Regions from separate parts of the Mus musculus genome. Here region 1 is linked to region 2. Evidence: chromatin loops called from intact Hi-C (ENCODE). Cell type or tissue: left cerebral cortex. All regions are shown on one strand. Each heading gives the region's core, and the rest is flanking DNA. Links, peaks and the distances in the headings are about the cores only.

Evidence for each region. Peaks named below come from ENCODE experiments on the same cell type or tissue, not always from the same donor. Only the 100,000 strongest peaks of a DNase experiment are listed, where the experiment ranks them.
Region 1: it touches region 2 in a loop (2.3-fold over the local background); 3 of 42 quality-filtered maps call a loop at or near these places.

Annotation. Positions count from the first base shown.
Region 1 is chr15:36,250,912-36,261,242 of GRCm38, reverse strand. It overlaps Rnf19a (ring finger protein 19A), which reads left to right. Exons shown (of 10, transcript NM_013923.2): 3 at 1,020-1,228; 4 at 6,716-6,860; 5 at 8,080-8,242. Among named protein-coding and RNA genes, the nearest start is that of Mir8097, 16 kb to the right of the region's middle. In left cerebral cortex, for the core only: no CTCF peak of the experiment used is centred there; no DNase peak of the experiment used is centred there.
Region 2 is chr15:36,577,044-36,587,374 of GRCm38, reverse strand. No RefSeq gene overlaps it. Among named protein-coding and RNA genes, the nearest start is that of Snx31, 27 kb to the right of the region's middle. In left cerebral cortex, for the core only: a CTCF peak has its summit at 8,620 (motif pointing right); DNase peaks (open chromatin) are centred at 4,263 and 8,630; H3K4me3 peaks cover 297 bases.

The sequences.
Region 1 (10,331 bases), core at 1,320-9,319, 330 kb after region 2:
TGAAGAAGCTGAGGCAGGAGCACACGGTCATGGTCTGCCTGGCTGATAGCAAGTTCAGATGTAGTAATTTAGTAAGACCCTGTCTCAAATTTAAGACAAAACAAAGCAATCAAGTAAAAAGCCCAATTTTTTAAAAAAGGTAATAATCCCTCATGTCATTCTAAGTGTCTACTCCCTCCCGCTCTCTCCCTTGAGCCCTGGCAGTCATTAATCCACTTTCCATTTCTAAAGCCTGTCATTTCAATTGTTACACATACAGAGGCATGTAGTTTGTAACTTTCTAAAACTGACTTTTTTTTTTTTTAACTTGAAGTAATCTCCCAGAGATTACATCTTGTTACTTCTGTCAGTCATTTGTTTTGATGCTTGTGTAGGAGCTGTGCATGACAGCCTAGTCATTTGCTGGTTGATGGACATTTGGGTCCTTTTTTCAGTTGGGGCTATTATGAATATATCTGCTATGAAAGTTGATGTGAAGATAATTTAATTTCTCTGGGACAAATGTCTTAACAGTACCCAAATTCAAGTTTAAAATTTTAAATATTAAAAATACTTACTGAGAGAATAGACATTAAGGCCAGTCGTAAATGTACTCGCCATCTTCTTCAACTCCACCCCAAGTCTATTTCACTTCCAGTAGAAGTCCATGAGATTATTATGTGACATTGTTATTGTTTAGTTTGTTTGAGACAGGGTCTTCTCATATAGTCCTGGCTTTGAACTCACAAAGATCTGCCAGCCTCTGCCTCTGAGTGCTGGAATTCATGCACCCCACCCACACCTGGCTAAAATTCAAAAGTAAAGAATTTAGAAATTTTAAAAGTCATTTATATCCTTTGATTTATAACTGTCCTTTTTCTTATTTCGTGTTGGTTAGACTGTAGCTGTTTATGATGTGTATTAATGCAGATATGAAAAGTGCTCTCTGAGTGTTTTAAGTGGATTCTTTTTTTCAATTTTTACTAAGTTGCTTTTGTTTTGTGATGCGTTTTAAATCATTTTCCTTTTTTTTTTTCAAGATACGCTGTGATAGCATTTGGATGTGCCAGCTGTCCAAAACTAACTTGTGGGCGAGAAGGCTGTGGAACAGAGTTTTGCTACCACTGTAAACAGATCTGGCATCCAAACCAGACCTGTGATGCTGCTCGACAGGAAAGAGCCCAAAGTTTACGCTTAAGAACTATACGTTCTTCATCTATTAGTTACAGCCAGGAATCTGGAGCAGCAGGTATTATGTCTGTATTTATATACTCGGGGTGGGGTGGGGTGGGGCGTGAGGGGGCAAATGAGTGGAGATCAGAGGATAATGTGGGTGTAGGTCCTCACCTTTTGCTTGCCTTAAACAGGGTGCCTTATTTTTTTTCTGTTGTGTATGTCAGTAGAGCTACCCTGGACTTCCCCTGTCCCTGCCTTCCATTTCACCATAGAAGCACTGGGATTGCAGACGTGTGTGTACTTCTGTGCTTGTTTGCCCGTCTGTGTGTGATTTCCGGGGATTCAAACTTTGATCTTCATAAATATGAAGAAAGTACTTTCCTTACTGAGCCCTCTGCCTAGTCCCTATCTGATTTTAAAAATAATAAGTTATTTGACACATAGAGATTGCTTGGTGATTGGGGGGGGTGGGGAAAGAAAGGGGTTTATTCAACTTATACTTCCACATTGCTGTTCATTACCAACAGAAGTTTGGACAGGAACCTAGAGGAAGGAGCTGATGCAGAGGCCATGGAGGGATGCTGCTTATTGGCTTGTTCCTTATGACCTTCTCAGCCTACTTTCTTATAGATGCCAAGACTACCAGCCAAAGGATTGCCCCACCCTCAGTGAGCTGGGCCTACCCCATTGATCACTAATTGAGAAAATGCCTTAGAGCTGGATCTCATGGAGGCATTTCCTCACCTGAGGCTTTTTTCTCTGTAATGACTCTAGCTGGCATCAAGTAGACATACAAAATCAGCCAGTACAATTGACCACTTGTCATCTTGACACACAAACATATCACTATTAAACTACAACCTTTCCTTACTTATTTAGCCCCAAGATTGCACATTAAAAACATAAATAACTTTAAAAGTCCCACAGTCTTTACAATTTCAGACCCATTAAAATTTCAGTTCCTCACCAACCCATCTAAAAAAACCTTTGATCTACAGTTTGTCCTGCCCACAGAGTGTTCTGGGACCAGAGCCCAAGCATAATTCCCATCAGAGAGACCAGAGACTTCACCCAGCAACTGATAAGGGCAGATGCAGAGTCCCACAGCCGAACATTGAGTGGAGCTTGGGGAGTTCTGTGGAGGATGGGGAGGAAGGATCAGAGGAACCAGAGGGGTCAGGGACACCACAGAATCAACCAACTGGGACTCATGGGGGCTCACAGAGATCAGGAAGCCTGTAGGGGTCTGACCTAGGTCCTCTGCATATATGTTATGGGTAAATAGCTTGGCGTTCTTGTGGAATTTCTAACAGTGGAAGTGGGGGCTGTCTCTGGCTCTTTTGATCATCGTGGGATACTTTTCCTCCTACTGGGTTGTCTCTTCCAACCTTGATGTGATGGTATGTGCCTAGTCTTACGTAGTTTGTTATGCTGTGTCCAGTTGATGTCCCTGGGAAAGTCTGTTCTTTCTGAGCAGAGACATGGGGCTGGATCTGGGGGAGAAGAGAGATGTAGGGAAGAGACTTCAGTGATGGAAGGAAGGGAAAACTGCAGTTAGAATGTAATATATGAGAGAAGAAACAAAAAATTTCAGTCCCTTTAAAACTGTTTCTTTTAAAATCCAAACTCTTTAAATTGTTGGCTCCAGTAAAAAACAAACAAACAAAAACAAAGTACTTTCCTACTTCAAGAGGGAAACATCAGGGCATAGTCACAGTCAAATCAAAACCAAACCAAACTCCAGCCATCCACTCATGATCTTCTGAACTACAAAGGGCTTGAGTCACTTTTCTGTCTGTGCCCTCTACAGCACACACAGCTTGTCTTCTAGGGTCTGTCTGGCTCCACCCCACTGCTGGGGCTGTTCTTGGTGATCATCTCACAGTACTGGCATCCCTAAAACACTGGGGTCTTCAGCTGCAACTGGGCCGCACTTTGACCCATACCCTCTCATAGGCTCTCCTTGTGGTGCCAAACCTCAACTTCTTTACATGGCTTCTTTAGTCCTAGGTCTTCAACCTGACACTGAGACTGCACCTTCACCGATAATGGCCTCTCCTACCCTCTTAAACAGTGCCAAGCCTCAGCTGCTCTTCATGACCACTTCATGCCTTCAGAAACCAGTACTACCTGGGTGACTCTTACACTGCCAAGCTTGGTTGCTAGCACTTGAGGTCCAACCTTGGCCTCCTCTGGAACACAGCTTCTCTGTGTTCTCAGGAACACTTCCCAGAAGATTTCACCTCAGTGATGCTGGTCTCTTCTTAATCACTGCTAATTTCTTAGCTCCAGCTAACCAGCTTCAATTGTCCCAGTAATTCAAAGGTTTTATTTCAGTGGTGCTGGTCTCTTGTTAATTGCAGCTAACTCTACAGCCCCAGCTGACCAGAATGGCAGAATCTTAATTCAGAATGGCAAATGGTTCTAATCTTTAAACTTTCCTCTGAAGCTTCATAAGCCAGGCCTCCATCTTCTACATTGTTCTCAACATTCTTATCCTCCAAGCTCTTAAAGACTTCTCAACTGAGCTCTTAGCATTCACTGGCCCATCTAACCCCAACTTCCGATGTTCTTCCACTGTCCTCCCCCAAACATGGTCAGGGCTGTCACAGCAATCCCTCATTATTCTGGTACCAACTTGTCTTAGTTAGGGTTTCTGTTGCTGTGATGAAACACCATGACCAAGTTGGAGAAAACAAAGCACTTGGAAAGCGAGGCAAGCATATCTCTGTGAGTTCAAGGCCAGCCTGGTTTACGGAGATAGTTCCAGGATAGCCAAGACTTCATAGAGAAACCCTGTCTTGAAAAACAGCAGTAAAAAAAGGTGTCTTATGTTTCTCTTATAGAAACCTTACTCTTGATATATTCTTGTTTAATAAACACAGAAAGTGGGTCTAAGATTGGAAAGATTTTTCTGTCATTGACAACAACAAAAAAAGCCACTGAGTATAGTCTGTATCTATTATTCATAAATGCATGGTATATAAAACTTGTAAATACATTTAATAAATAGTAATTTGGAATGTATTACCTGGATTGAATAATTTATAGGTTTTTCTTTTTGTATGAATACCATGTAATTAGATTATGTTTCATTTAAATATTTTGTGAAATAAAACTTTGTATGTTCAATCTAGGAGTAAGTGGATAAAAACCATACCTTACTTAGGAAGACACACAGAACTTCTAGGTGTCTTTAGGCAGGAGATTAAGTTACCTAAGAATTTTCTTTGTTCATTGGAGTTTTAATCCCTAGGAAACATTTTGTCTTGATAGTAACAACAGAAAAATTTCAAAAGTATAAAAATTTGTAAAAAGAAAAGAAAAATATATTCCTACCAACCAGTAATACATATTCGTACTAACCAGTAATATATTGAGATTGTCATATACTTTATCCTGCTTGAGAACAAGTCTCTTAAGCTTTACTATGGGTTTAATATTTTATATAATATACTTGAGTTTTCCTTCTTACTTGCCTACTGGCTTGTTTGCATTTCCTCTCCTAAAGATCTGAGGCCTTACGCAAAGGCATCAGCAGTAGTTGTAATAACGATGCATAGGGATGCAGACAGAGTTTCGGGAGGCTCTGGTCCTGGAGACTGAGCAGCAGCCACTGCACGTTTTCCTTGGAGATAACAGGCATGCTTTCCTCTGCCTGCGGAGATATGTCTGTCCACAGGACACACAGACACGTAGAGTCATAGAATAAACTCCAGCCTCCTTTTCCTCTGTGGCCTGAGCAAGGCATTTGTCCCAACTTAAAATGAAGACACTAACAATGCTTATGTCTGTGGGGTTGCAACATTTCTAGCTCATACACATTCTTACAATGTTAGATATGGAAATGCCACAGAGATCTGCTAGAGATTTGAGCTGGTGTGAACCATCACTAATTAAGAAGGAACACTGAAATGGTTTTTGATATTTTTAAAAATGAACATTGCAAATTAGTTATCTAAGCAAATATTGGGCTTCCTCCAAATAGTCACCCTGGGAGTATCAGTAACCATGCTACACTGGAAGGCTCTGCTTGTTATAACTAGCAAATTCTGCAAAGGCTCTATCAGTTTGGCTTGAATGTGGCTATCTGTTGAAATAACCAAAGTTCTTTTATAGCTAAGTAAAACTAGTGGTATCATGCCAGGTAAACCAGGGATTTAGTTCAGGTGGGTTGTGTTCAAGCTTTCTGATGTTGTGACACAACATTGTTACATACAAAGTTCACACTCTAGAACTATGCGATAGTTACCTCCACCCTCAAAAAAATCCAAAAATAATGTCATAATGTTTAATAAGTTTACATTTTGTGTTTGCTGCTTCTTAAGCAGATAGGAATAGCATTTCTTTTTGAAATATATGTTGTCTTATGTGTAAAAGACAGCTTTTTTTTCTTATCCTGTGTTTAAAATTTGTAGTGCAAATGTTATATTTTTAAAGTCATTTAAATCATATAAGTGCTTTTTATATTCTAGAAATTAATCATTTATCTTTGTCTTTGGCTGCTTAGAGCCATTAGTTTGCTCAAAATAGCTTGAATTATTAAAATACTAATGTGAGCCTTACTAATTTTTAAGTTGTAAACAGCTTTATAAGAAACACTAAGAAAACTTGAACTCTTTGATAAAGCAGTTAAAAATTAAGCATAAAACTTGTAGAAAGGAAAATAGAATATTACCTTAATGTTTTAAAAAGTAGTAGCATGGGCTCTGTGGTTACTGCTCTTGTAAAGGTCCTGAGTTCAATTTCTAGCAACCACATGGTGGCTCATAACCATCTGTAATGGGATCTGATGTGTGTGTCTGAAGACAGCTACAGTGTACTCATGTAATAAAATAAATAATTCTTTAAAAAAATAATGGCATGGAACAAATACTTAAACCCAGTGGTTGGCATTATAAATACATTTTCTGAACTGCATTTAAGATAGAGAATATAGATGGGTAATGGAAACCATTAGATAACTACAGGTTGCTACTCAAAGAACAGCTAGAATTCAAATGATAGTATAGCTCTTATCCTTTGTTGATGCCTAAGGTTATCTACGACTGGATTTTTAACTTGGCACTGTTGTGTATTTGTAACATGTTAATCATATACTTTGATTCATGACACTTGAACAGAAAGACAGAGACCACTCACTAGCAGTCATGAGGATAAGAGTGGTTGCCTTTATTCTGAAGCTGTTCTCTATGATTTATAGTGCTCATGGTTGTTGTAATTGCAAGAGAAAAGGGAGTTTCCACAGTGTGCGTTTGTTTGTGGACAGTGCCGTAGGTGAATATGAAGTGGCCACTTCCTAAGAAAGTGGCCTCTTCACTGAAAGAGCAGTATACAGTTCTGAACTCCCCTTTGTCTTTACTCTTTGTTCTCATTGCTACAGTGTTTGAAACAATGTTTACAACCTGTAAATTTAATACAAGGTATATTTTTTCCATACTAAAACCAACAGTCTAAAATTGCCACTTAATGAACTGTAATTGCAAAGATTTGTTGGGTAGTGTTATGACTGCTAATGTTCTATACACTTTATATTTTCTTGTCTCTTTGTTCCTTATAGCTGATGATATAAAGCCATGTCCACGATGTGCTGCTTATATAATAAAGATGAATGATGGGAGTTGCAATCATATGACATGTGCTGTCTGTGGTTGTGAGTTTTGTTGGCTATGTATGAAAGAAATCTCCGATTTACATTATCTAAGGTAAGCTTGTAGAGAGAACTATTTATGCATAAATAGACTTTACACTGTATATCAGAGTTTTTGTTTGGAAAATAATATTAATCTAAGTAATTTTATTCCTAAGATTTATAAGCTACATAAAGAGATGGATTTTATTCTTACTTATATAAGCTTAAAAGTTAACAAATTGGGCTGGTGAGATGGCTCAGTGGGTAAGAGCACTGACTGCTCTTCCAAAGGTCCTGAGTTCAAATCCCAGCAACCACATGGTGGCTCACAACCACCTATAATGAGGTCTGTCTTCTGGTGCATCTGAAGATAGCTACAATGTACTTATTTATAATAATAAACAGCTGGGCTGACCAGAGTGAGCAGAGGTCCTAAATTCAATTTCCAACAACCAAATGAAGGCTCACAACTACAGTGTACTCATATACAAAAAATAAATAAATCTTTTTTAAAAAAGAGCACCAGCTGCTCTTCCAGAGGACCGTGTTTGACTCCCAGTACCCACATGGTGGCTCACAACCATCCACAATTCCAGTTCGGAGGATCCGACACCCTCCTCTGGTCTCCAGGGCACTGCACTTACATTGTGCCAGCCAAACACCTATATACATTTAAAAAAAAGTTAACAAATTATACTTAAATAACTTAGAATTAATAAAAATAGGAAGTAAAGGTTCCCAGTGTTACTGTTGAACTTTAGTGCTAATATTTGCTGTTCTGTGCAGTTAATCCAGCTCTTAATTTTCTTATCAATAAAGTGTCTCATTTAGGCACCCAAGATCGGTTGGTTAACTAACTAATTAAGTTGGTTTTTGAGGCAGGGCTTCTCTGTGTAGCTATCCTAGAGCTCTGTAGACCAGGATGGCCTTAAACTCACAGAGATCTACTTGTCTCTGCCTCCCAAATGCCAGGATTAAAGCGTAGGCCGCCACAGCCTGTCCCAAGGTGAATTTATGAGTGTATCAGTACACTCTTCAGAAACTTAGGTTTTGAAAGTCATGGAGAACTAGGGATAAATTTAAAATCATAATTAGCAATATCCTGTTCTTATAACTTTAGTGGATCTTTCTCTAATCTTTTGGCTTTTTAATGAACACAAAGTAAAAAGGAAGGGGTAATGAGGTATGAATGGGTAATGAAGAGGCAGTCCTTTCTGCAGTTGTTGCTTTGATGGTTTGTAGTTTATTTGTCCTGCTACTTCCTAAAAGCTATTATATAATTCCCCTCTCAGTCCCTCAGGTTGTACTTTTTGGGGGAAGAAACCCTGGAGCCGAAAGAAGAAAATCCTGTGGCAGCTGGGAACCCTTGTTGGTGCTCCCGTAGGGATTGCTCTCATAGCTGGCATTGCCATTCCCGCCATGATCATTGGCATTCCTGTGTACGTGGGCCGCAAGGTAAGTGCCTCTTCCTGCTGCAGCTTACTCTAAATTCTGTCTTCTTCTTCTTCTTCTCCTTCTCCTCCTCCTCCTCCTCCTCCTCCTCCTCCTCCTCCTCCTTCTTCTTCTTCTTCTTCTTTCTTTTTTTAAAAATTTTACTTATTTTTGGTTTTCCAAGACAGGGTTTCTCTGTGGAGCCCTGGCTGTCCTGGAACTCACTCTGTAGACCAGGCTGGCCTCGAACTCAGAAATCCGCCTGCCTCTGCCTCCCAAGTGCTGGCATTAAAGGCGTGCGCCACCACTGCCTAGCTAACTGTGTGTCTTCTTAGTAACAAAGGCCCTTTGCTTTGTTCTTTAACATAGAATTTGGTTTAAAATTCTTTACTATAAATGTTTTGGGCTGGGGATATAATTCTATTGGTAGAATTTTTCATGGCAAAGTCCTGGATTTGTTTTCTGGCACCACATAAACTGGTTGTGGTGGCCCATACTTGTAATTCTGACACTCAGGAAGTGGGAGCAGAAGGAGCAGAGGTTCAGAGTCATCTTCAGGATATAGGAAGCTTGAAGGTAGCCCGTATGTCTCAAAAATAAAACAAGGAAACTAACAAAAGACCCTATTTTATACAGTAAACTCGAGTGTTTTGCAAGCTAATATGCATGTATTAAAAACAACCTTCATTTAAAATTGTCACAATCTCTGTGTTATAGATTGAATGTCTGGTATGAAGTTTCGAAGGATAATTGACATTGTTCTCCCAGATATATCCTTGTAAAGTTATTTCTGTGAGATATTTAAGATAGAAATCAATAGCTAAGGAATGCATGCCCTCAAGCAAAAAATAATTAATGAGTTCTTAAATTCTTTACTCTTCAAAGCTTTTTCTACCTCCATTATATTACTGCTGCTAATAGTTTACAAGTTATAGCAGTCTTTGCTGGAAGTCCATTGCCAGCATTTGCTGATCCCTACTGCTGTCCTATAAACGTTGATATGTGTCATTAGCTAAGTAACCTTTTTTTGAAGAACTAATGAAATAATTTATGAAGTACTAAGAAGTCTGTTGCCATCTCAGTTAAATTAAGTAAATGTCAAGAAATTATGTAATCCTAGACGAATAAGAACAAAGAAAGCCATTTTCATAGGGAAATTAACAGTTGAAAAGTCCAAACTATATGGAGGGTGGGGTGTCCCTGTGTAGTCACCGTGTGGCCGTGGCTGTTCTGGAACTCAGAGATCAGCCTGCCTCTGCTTCCCAAAGGAAAGGTGGTTTCACCACACTCAGCCAATGACTAATCCTAACGTAGCACCCTAGGTATTTTAGCTTCTAATCTGTGTGTTGGAATAGTAAAGTTTACATTTACTTGTTCATGGTGTGCATGTGAGCCTGAGTAGAGGTTAGAGGACAACTTGCTAGAGTTGGTTTTCTGCTTCAACTGTGTTGTGCAGGGTCACGCTCAGATCGTCAGGCTTGACAGCAAATACTGTTACCCTCTGAACAACAGTGCGGTTTAGAAAGGTTCTATAATTGATCTTTAATCACATAGAAAGGGATTTGAGTCCAAGTAAATCTGTATATGAAGTCCCTCATAAGTTTCAGTCTAGCCATTGGGCACCCAGTCCTGGAGAAAGTACTTATCTATGCTATTGCCAGATGGCTGCTTCTTAGCTTGGGTTTCTGTTGCTGCAATAAAACACCATGACCAAAAAAAAAAAAAAAAGCAAGGAGGGAAAGAGTTATTGGGCTTATACTTTCACCTTGTATTCTATCACTGAAAGAAACAAGAATAGGAACTCAAGCTGGGCAGTGGTGGTGCAGATTTCTGAGTTTGAGACCATCCTGGTCTACAAAGTGAGTCCCAGGATAGCCAGAGCTATAAGAGAAACCCTGTCTTGAAAAACAAAAAAACAAACAAACAAAAGAATAGGAACTCAAACACATTAGGAACCTGGAGGAGGAGCTGCTGCAGAGGCCATGGAAGGGTGCTGCTTACTGGCTTGCTCCCCAAGGCTTGTTCAGCCTACTTTCTTATAGAACCCAGGACCACCAGCCCAGATACAGCACCACCCACCATCACTGGGCCCCACCAGTCACTGATTAAGGAA
Region 2 (10,331 bases), core at 954-8,953:
AGGGTGTCGGGTCCCCTGGAACCAGAGTTACAGACTGCCGTGTGGGTACTGGGAATTGAATCCAGGTCCTCTGGAAGAGCAGCCAGTGCTCTTTATCCACCAAGCTGTCTTTAGAGTCCCTGTGCTGCTTTTCCTGTTGAAACTTTTTTTCCTCTTGTCTGCCAGTTTTTATGTTTTTGACTGTTCTACTCCAAGACTTGAAGTCTTCTGTATCTCCCAATCTTTTATTATTTATTTATTTATTTTTTGAGACAGGGTTTCTCTGTGTAGCCCCGGCTGTCCTGGAACTCACTGTGTAGTCCATGCTGGCCTCAAACTCAGAAATTCACCTGCCTCTGCCTCCCAAGTGCTGGGATTAAAGGCTGTATCCCTCAGTCTTGAACTCATAGTCTACCTACCCTAGCCTTTCCAGTGCAAGGATTATGGTCCTAGATCAATATACCTGGCTTGGTCTGTACATTTTAAATGACATCTTTCATTTGTTTTGTAGGTCTCATGTAGCCTAAACTGAACTCAGATTGGCTATGTAGCAGAGGGTGGGGCAGAGGCTCTGGGGCAGAGGCTATTGTAGTAGAGGCTGTGGCAGAGGCTGTGGGGCAGAGGCCGTGGGGCAGAGGCTATTGTAGCAGAGGCTGTGGGGCAGAGGCTCTGGGGCAAAGGTTGACCTTGGACTTCTGACTTTGCTTTCTGCTCCCAGCATCAGGTTCCTGCCATGCAGGATTACACCACCTCCCCAACTCAGAATATTGTTATTAATATGATATGAATTTTGACATAAATCTTATTTTGAAAAGTATAGTAACTCAATCTAAAGTCATATTTTTCTTTTTCAACACTTTAATTAAAATATGTTAATTATCCATAATTATGGGCTTTATCATGACAAGGCCATCCTCTGTTATATGCAGCTGGAGCCATGGGTCCCTCCATGTATACTCTTTGGATGGTGGCTTATTCCCTGGGAGCTCTGGGGGGTCTGGTTGGTTGATATTGTTGTCCCTCCTATGGGGCTGCAAACCCCTTCAGCTCCTTCAGTCCTTTCCATAACTCCTCTGTTGGGGTCCCTGTGCTCAGCCCAATGGTTGGCTGTGAGCATCCGCATCTGTCTTGGTCAGAATCTCGCAGAGCCTCTCAGGAGACAGCTGTATCAGGCTCCTGTCAGCAAACTCTTTTTGGCATCAGCAATAGTGTCTGGGTTTGGTGTTTGAATATGGAATGGATCCCCAGGTGGGGCAGTCTCTGGATGGCCTTTCCTTCAATCTCTGCTCCACTCTTTGCCCCTGTATTTCTTTTAGACAGGAGCAATTCTGGGTTAAAATTTTGGAGATGAGTGGGTGGCCCCATCCCTAAACCAGAAGGCAAGGGGCATGGCTAACCTCTAGATATGGTCTCAACAGGTCCTATCTCCCCTATGTTAGGTATTTCAGCTAATGTCATCCCCATGGGGTCCTGGGAGGCTCTTGCTTTCCTGGCATCTGGGACTTTCTGGTGGCTACTTGTAGTTCCCCATCCCCTATTGCTATACACCTCTGTTCAATTTCCTGTCCCACTGTACATCTCCCCTGTCTCTTCCCATACCTGTTCCTGCTCCTCCTTTTTTCCCCTCCTCCTTCTCTCCTTCTTCCAAATCCCTCCCACCTTTTTTTTTTTTTTTAGTTCTGAGGTTTGACCCTGGGGCTTGACCATGTGAACCAAGTGGTCCCACCACTGAGTCACATCTACAGCTACAACTCCTTTAAACATTTCACTTGAAGGGTCTAGTGATGGTGGCACACTCCTTTAATCCCAGAACTGAATGGGCAGAGGCTGGCAGATCTCTGAGGCCAACAAAGTCTACACAGCAAGTTCCAGGACAGCCAGTGCTACACAGAAAAGCCCTGTCTCAAAGTTACTTCAAGAGTCTTGTCATTCAAGCAGCTGAGATTAAACATGTATGCCGTCACAGTGGGCTCCAGCTTTTAAAACTTGGGTTGACTGTTTATTGTTGAGGTGTAGTTGTCTGTGTGTCCTGGATCCCAGCCCTAGGCCACATGAGTGCTGTGAGTGTTTTCTTCTGTTTCGTGATTATGCCCATTCAATACTTCATGACCTCTTGACCTCACCCCATGTGGGATAACTGAACTTGGACACCATGAAAATGTGGCAAAAGCAAAAGGTTTTTAAAGTTCAGCAAGCAGAAAATAATTCAGAAATCCAATGTACAGTGGGTCTAAGGCCTCTCTGGCATTGTGCGCGCAAACTGCGCATGGTGGCTTTGACGCAGCCTTGATTCTGAGCATACGGCAGGCACACATCAGACTCTGCATGCTGTCCCACCCTACCCATAGTCCCTGCCAGAAATGGCTCAGCTCAAGTTTGTGACTCTTGGGTGTTATGATGGTAGCATTGTACTGTACACACGATGGTTTCTGTCTGTATAGAAACATGATTCAGTTATGGGAAGCATGGGCCATGAATATTCCCTCCTGCCACTCTGAAGCCCGTGTCAGGTAAGCACAGTCTAGATTATATTGTATTTACTTGTTTATTTTCAGTCCTTTGAGACAGGCTCTTACTATGTAGCTCTACCTGTCCTGGAACTTACTATGTAGACCAGGCTGGTCTTGAAGTCAGAATTCTGTTTTCCTCTCAGTCCTGAGTGCTGGGTTTAAAGGCATGAGCCACCATGCCTGGTTTATGTTTAGTTTTTAAAACTGCCATTTGAAGCTGGGTGGTGGTGGCACATGCCTTTAATCCCAGCACTTGGGAGCAGAGGCAGAGAGGCAGGTGGAGCTCTGTGAGTCCAAGGCCAGTCCAGTCAAAGGTCAAGTTCCAGGACAGCCAGGGCTACACAGAGAAACCCTGTCTCAAAACAAAACAAAACAAAACAAAACAAAACAAAACAAAACAAAAACAACCAACCACCACCACCACCACCACCACCAACAACAACAATTGCCACTTGAGTTGTCTACTTGAGCTTCAGTAGAAAAATGAAGACCAGAAAACTGACATGTGAATTTTGGCCTGAATTTAGAATTTCCAGCACTGTCTGTAATGGCCTTACCAGTCCTGCTGCCTTGTCCTGCATGCCCGTGGGCAGTGCCTTCTCTGCGCTAACAATCGTAAGACGACAGATGAGCTTCGTGAACACTGAAGATACTCTAGAACCCGAGCTAATTAAAAAATAAACAAGCATATGCATCCCAGTTTAAATAAATATGCTGAACTTATGTGTAACACATAATTGTTTTAGGATAAATTTATGATCTACCATAATCTATTTCTCAGTAAATGTTAGCTGCGCAGTTGTTAATCTACCTGTATACCCAGGACCATGCGGCTGCTCCTCAGGTGGGAAGGGTCATGAGAGGAACAAATTTTAAGAAGCTCTGCTCTAAATGGTGTCTTTTAATGAGCAAAAGAATTGCATTTTAATAAAATTGAGTGTATTGATTTTTGTACATGATTCCTGGTATATTTTGTCAGGACTCGGCAAGGTAGAAGCATTACACTTCATATGAATAAGTGTGTAAATGAGGGTTGGTGACAAGCAGCACAACCCTGAGGTTAGCCTAGTAACAGCTATAAAATCTCTATGCCTTGTCCCTCTCCAACAGTAAAAGCTCTGAGAAGTCAGCTCAGTGTGAGTAGAAAGTCTCTTGTAACTGGAGTTGGAGCCTGAGAGCAGGGAGTTGGAAAGAAATTAAAATCCAAACATGTAGCCGGGCAGTGGTGGCACATGCCTTTAATCCCAGCACTTGGGAGGCAGAGGCAGGTGAATTTCTGAGTTCGAGGCCAGCCTGGTCTACAGAGTGAGTTCCAGGACAGCCAGGGCTACACAGAGAAACCCTGTCTCGAAAAACATAGATAAATAAATAAATAAATAAATACCCAAACATGTCTAGTATCCTCAAAAGTAATTTTAACATAACTTTTTTTTTACTGATTTAAAAAACTAAAAAATTTTATGTGTATGAGTGTTTTGCCTGCATATAGTATGTGCATCACATGTGTGCCTGCTACAGATCCCTTGGAACTGGAGTCACAAGTGCTTGTGAGCCTGCTTGAAGTGCTGGGAACTCGACTTGCAAGGCTAGTACTAGATCTTAACAGCTGAGCCATCTCTCCACTCCACCTGCCTCCAGTTTCTTTGTTATGTGCTTGTGTGTCTGTGTGGGGGCATGTGTGTGTTCCAGTGCAGCATCTGTGGAGTCCAGCATGGAGTCTAGTCTAGACGATCCCCTGAGTCTAGAGCTACACTTGACTGTGAGCTGCTGCCTAGGAGGGATGCTGAAAACTGAACTTGGATACAAAAAAGCAGTTTGTGTTCTTAACCTCTGAGCCATCTCTCCAGCCCACTGACTTTTTAAAGGAGAGTTTTGACACAGTCAGACCCAAACAGCCATGTTCACATCCAAGCCTCAAACCCCTAGTGACAGAGTGGAAAAATGTTCTCCTCTAGTGTGGAGTGGTGACTTTTTAAAGTTTATTTATTTGACACTATCACACGAGGTATAAAAGAAATTTACGAGTATAGTATAGGAGTCGCCAGCCTGATGCCTCGTGCCCTGAACACTGAAGAAGGGCGGTCTCCCAGGTGACTGTAACTTCTCTGTCCTCAGATCCCTTGATGTCCCTGGCCATCCTGGTAATGTCCTATGTAGTGACAGACCTAGTTCAGAGCTGACAGGTGTTCAATTTGTGACTTTTTGCCTCATTTAGTTTGCAAGCATTTTTCAGTCTCCCCTCGACACTTTTGAACATCCAGGAGCTGTCATTCTGTGGAGTTGCCCTCACTTCCAGCTGGCCTGGGGTTTTCTTACTATCACACTGCATTTATGGATGGCTTAGTGGGGGACATCACACATCGTATGCTGAATTCTCCTCATTGGGTCGTCAGTTCTCCAGTGGTCTTATGTTGTTCTACTGCTGAGGACACCTCTTTTGAATACTGAAGCTGCCATCTGCCAAGGCAAAACTGTGGCCTTTCTCTGTGATCAATGGGTTCTTCTAAGGAAGTAATTTGAAAAAAGGCAGACATCTGGTTCAAATAACCATTCATTGTATTCATTGACATGGCTGTGAGGATTCATGCCTCCCTGGTTTATTTATTTATTTTTTTCTTAATGAGTTATCGTCTGCTACTTCCATTAAAAAAATTCCAAGAATTTTTTCAGTGCATAGTGTAATTTAGAATCTCAGGCCTGACTATCCCATATGCTTGTGCCACTGGGTCTGCACCTAGCCTTGTTAGGGTGCAAAGGAGCTGACTGAACCAGTACGCAGTTTTGACCAGTGTCCAGGTGAGTCACAGGTTCTTCAAGGCTTGGGAAACCCTGCTTTTTCAGCATCCAAGAAGTTATGGGGGTGTTCCAGCCTGTGCATCTGACTGCAGGTACTGAGAGGAAGATGGGATCTGAGGGTTGGCCTCCTTGGGTCTCTGGGGAGGAAGATGGGGGCTGAGGGCTAGCCTCCTTCCTTGGGTCTCTAGGGAGGAAGATGGGAGTTGAGGGCTGGCCTCCTTCCTTGGGTCTCTGGGGAGGAAGATGGGGACTGAGGGCTAGCCTCCTTCCTTGGGTCTCAGAACAGTTCTTCCAGTCTCTCATTGCTTAGAATGTAGTCACATGATGAATGCAGGGAGGGCAGGGAATATAGGTCTGCTCTGATAGTGGAGGGGTTTGAGAAGAGTTTCACTCTGTAGCCCACGCTGTTTTCACTAAATAGCCCAGGCTGGCTTTGAACTTCTAGTGATCTTCTTGCCTCAGCTAAATTCTGGAATTGTAGGCCTGAGTACTTGGTGGCAATCTGATTTTTTAATGGGGCTCATTGCCCTGTGATATGTCTTGATGGATAATATGGGTGATAGCTACTGATACTTTACAAGTATCTCTGTCCCCTGACTTTATTTGGTGGCAGCCCTTGTATCTTCTTGGCCCACTGGCAAATTGCTGGTAACCACAGCCAGTGCTGGGCAAGGAGAGCATCAGAGTCAAGGAGAAAGTCCCTGACCAGGTGTCCCTGCTATGCAGCCACCCTTCTGTTATACTGTAGGGCTGCAGGAAGTTCTGTCTCCTCTACAGTTTTCAATGCCAGGCAGCCATGTAGTGTGACCTCCCAGGTTGTCACCAAGACACAATTGAAATAAACTATGATACCAAACTTGACAGTGCCATTGAACACCAACTCCTCAGTAGAGCAGGGCCTCTCAAGCAGGGACAGACTCTTCTCCAGGAGCTGACGGCCAGATCTCTGTTGGGCTTGGGCCAGGGACCTGTTCTGCAGGAAGTGTGACAACCCCTGACTCTAAGTGCCATCTGCTTAACCCTGTGTTTCACCAGCTTAGCAAAGAGCACAGCAGTTTTCACCAGCTTAGCAAAGAGCACAGCAGCTGTTTCCTGCTGTGCACCTCAGTGGGGTCAGTCCCCAAGGCTCTCCTGATCCACCATGGTTTTGTGGATGCATTTTTTACTTGTCTGAGATTGCCTCTGCTTCTTGACTACTTGAATTCTTATTTTTATTTTTAGAACAGAAAAACAAACCAACCCAACCCAAAATCCCTTGAAGCAAACAAGCAGTCATGGTGTTTACAGCAGTCACCCTTGTTCACATGCTCTCTGAGATAAGAGCCTGCAGCCAGCATGGCCCCTCGATAAGTCCACATGAATTGGCCATACAGAACACAACATTGTGTTGTCTCAGACAAACATCCGGGTAACTTGGCCACCTTTACTGGTTTGAATGCAGTCAGTTTGCCTGAGTACCCAGGGGATCTTGAAAGACCAGTTCTTGCCATATTCATTTCCTCTTTCCCTAAGCATTGGACTTTAGAACACTAACACGTTTGCCAAAGGCTTCTAGAAATATCTAAGATATACAAAGAATTCTTCTTCAGATCCAGAACATCAGGGTGAAGCCCTTAAGGAATGCCAGGAGAGCCTGCATGTTTGTATCTTTGTGCTTCTTCAAAATGGAAATGGAGTGCTGCATACCGTCCCACTTGCCAGCCTGCCTCTTGCCAGCTGGGCTGGCACTGTTGGCATCAATCCCTCTACCTTTTCAACTCTGTTACCTGAGGCCAAGCTGTGACACTGTAGACTGTCTTGGAGCCTGGGCTGAGGATCCTGATCATGCCTGTGCACTTGTATGTCCACCACAGTGACCTTGACAGTGGCACACCTCACTTTCGTGTCTTGGCATCTTGCCTGATGGCACTCAAGTTTTGGTAAATGAAGTCTCGTTGGTTTCCTTAGAGGCTAAAGGCTACCTAAGGAGGACAGGGAGTGTTCATAACTTGTGGTGCTAAAGTCAGAAAGGGGTCGGAGGCAGCGAGAGAACAAACAGGTGCAAAGATTTGAGCGTGAACCCTACTCTACTGCTCACCCCACTCAGCCCTTCTTAGTGTTTTCCACTGTAAAGCAATGATAACAACTCCTGTGGGTTATCGGGAAGATTTGTGCAGATAAGATACATAAGCTGTCCAGTAGACAGGTAATCAACAGATTGAACTAAATGTTGTTATATGCCCTGGACAGTACTATGAGGGCTACCTGGGAGATCTTTTGCCTAAAATCACACTCTCTCTTCTCCTTGGAAGCTGTACTTGAATAACCAACATCAGGAATTGGTGTTAGAATGTATGCTGTGATTTCTAGAAGACCCATGTTAAAGGGCAACCTCACCACTTGCAAGTGGAGCCACTACAGCAAGCCTTTATCAAGAACTAGTCCAATCAGAATGGGCCTGGTGGCACAGGGCTGCCATCCTAGCTACTCAGGAGACAGGCACAAGGGTCACAAGTCAAAGGTCTGCTGGGACAGCCTATTGAGCCCCATGTCAAAATAAGTAAAATTTAAAGAGAGAGCTATAGATGATAGATAGGTAGGTGATAGCTAGATAGAATACACAGACACACACACACTTTATATAGGTAGACAGACAGATATATATATCGATCTCAGATGTAAAGTGTTCACTGTACATACATGAGGACTGAGTTTGGATCCCAGCACTAGCGTGAGAGTCTGGGTGTGTGTAATCCCCTCCCTGGGAGAGCTGAAGTGGAAGGATCACTGGGGGCTTCCTGGTCAGCTATTCTAGCCATTCAGTCAGCTCCAGACCCAGTGAAAGACCCTCTTCTTTGTAGAATAAAGTACTGGTCCTACACACACACACACACACACACACACACACACACACACCCCACATATACATGGATACACATACAAGCACACACACAGTCTACAGATATGCTCAGTGGTACAGCATTTGCCTAGACCCTGGGCTCAATCCTCAAAATTGAAAGAAAAACATCAGTTTAATTGATCAGCAAAGACTGAACTTGGAGAACAGGGCACTGCTGTACTTGTGATAAGTACTTTTTGTGCCCACTTGATCGTGGACTGCCTAAGTTCTTGATGGCTCCCCCTGATTGTATCTTTCTCTTGGAAGTATTTGGGCAATTAGCAAAGACATTGCACACAAAGGACAACTGCCTGGGCAAGAGGGAGTCAGAGTGGAGGCTTGTCTGTCTGTTAGCCAGTCCCACCGTGGGAGGGAGAACGGGAACTTCTTTCCCTCAGGAGCATGAGTGCTGCAAAGCCTGGCAGCAGTGTGAACGCGGAGCCTTCTGCAGTAGTCCACAGGGGGGCGCCATGTGCCAATCTTAATCTGTAAGATTCTGTCAAGAGGCGGAAGTTCACAAGCAACTGCTATGCAGAGACCAGTGTTGGTGCGGCTGCTTGCTGCCGAGGGAGCCCTGGCTGGCTTTCTGGCCCTTGCTCTCTCCGGATCTGAAAGTGAGGATCAGCCATCCAGTCTGAGGACTACACAATTCAGCGGCATCGCGAACTCCCAGGAAGTGCTGACATCCATCCACTCCTCAGGGCCTGCCCCTTGGAGGACCCGGTCAGAAGATCTGGCGTCGAACAGGACAGGATGGAGCAGCGAGGGGTCTGATGGCTTATTTTTTAATTCCTCTGGTGACAGTTTTATTGGGCTGTTATTTACATATGTTGTAACTCACCCATTTAAAGTGTACTGTTCAGGGGCTGGAGAGATGGCTCAGCGGTTAAGAGCACTGACTGCTCTTTCAGAGGTCCTGAGTTCAATTTGCAGCCACCACACGGTGCCTCACAACCATCTGTAGTGAGATCTGATGCCCTCTTCTGGTGTGTTTGAAGAGTGGCAATGTACTCACGCACACAATAAACAAACAAATAAATCTTTAAAAAAATTTGTACAGTTCAACGAGCTTGCTGAACACACGCATGGTTATGCAACCACCACCCTAACCATCCCTCAAAAAACTCAAAAAACCCTCTGTCTGTGATCTCACTTCCCAAAACCCCACTCCCAGGCAACACAGTTTTTACTTCTGAGTCTACAGAGTCACCTACTCTGGAGATTGATATAAATCAAGTGATGAGTTTAGTGCCTTTGCTTCTGGCTTGTCTCCCTGTTTGCAAGCTTTATCCCTGAGGCTCATGCAGCGGTGCTCATGCCAGTGTCTTAAGCAATAGAATTCTATTTCACTGTGTGAAATCCATAAACAAAATCCACATTTTGTTTATTGGGTCCTTATTTAATGATTTTTTTCTGTGTTCTAATTTATTATGAAGGATGTTGTTAGGACTATTCTCTTGAGAATAGTCATTTATTCTTTTTATTTATTCTTATATGTGGGGTATGGTGGTCAGGGAATAGCTCTGCAGAGCTGTTTTTTCCTTCCACCTTTCTGGGGGTTCCAGGGATTGAACTCTCATCACCAGATTTGTATAACAAGTCTTGCTACTCACTGAGTGAGCTCACCAACCCTTTTATATATGTGTTCTTGTAGGGACAAGATTGATTTATTTATTGTGTGTGTATGTGGTGTGCCTGTGTGTGCCTATGTGTGTGCACCTGTATGTGTATGTGTAGTATATGTAATTGTTAGTGTGGATATGTGTCGATGGGTGTGCAAGTATATGTATATACATGTGTGTGCGTGTGCGTGTGTATAAACCAAAGGTTGCCACCCCTCATCTTTTCCTGATCATCTTTATTTTTGGAGACAGTCTCTGGAGCTCACTGCTTCTGCTACTCTGGCTGGTGTGAGCTTTAGAGATTGCCTCTCTCTGCACCCACAGTGCTGGGGTGACAGGAATATGTCACCATGCCCTGCTTTCATGTGGGCTCCGGGGATCAGAACCCAGAGCCTCAGGTCTGCAAGGCAGACACACTTTCGTGACTGAGTGATTGCCCCAGTGCAGAGAGATTTTACCTTAAAGTGTTCTCCTGAATGAGTGGCAATGTAGGGAGAGTTTCTGGTTGTCCCTTCTGGAGGACAGAAGCTGCTGGTGGCAATTAGC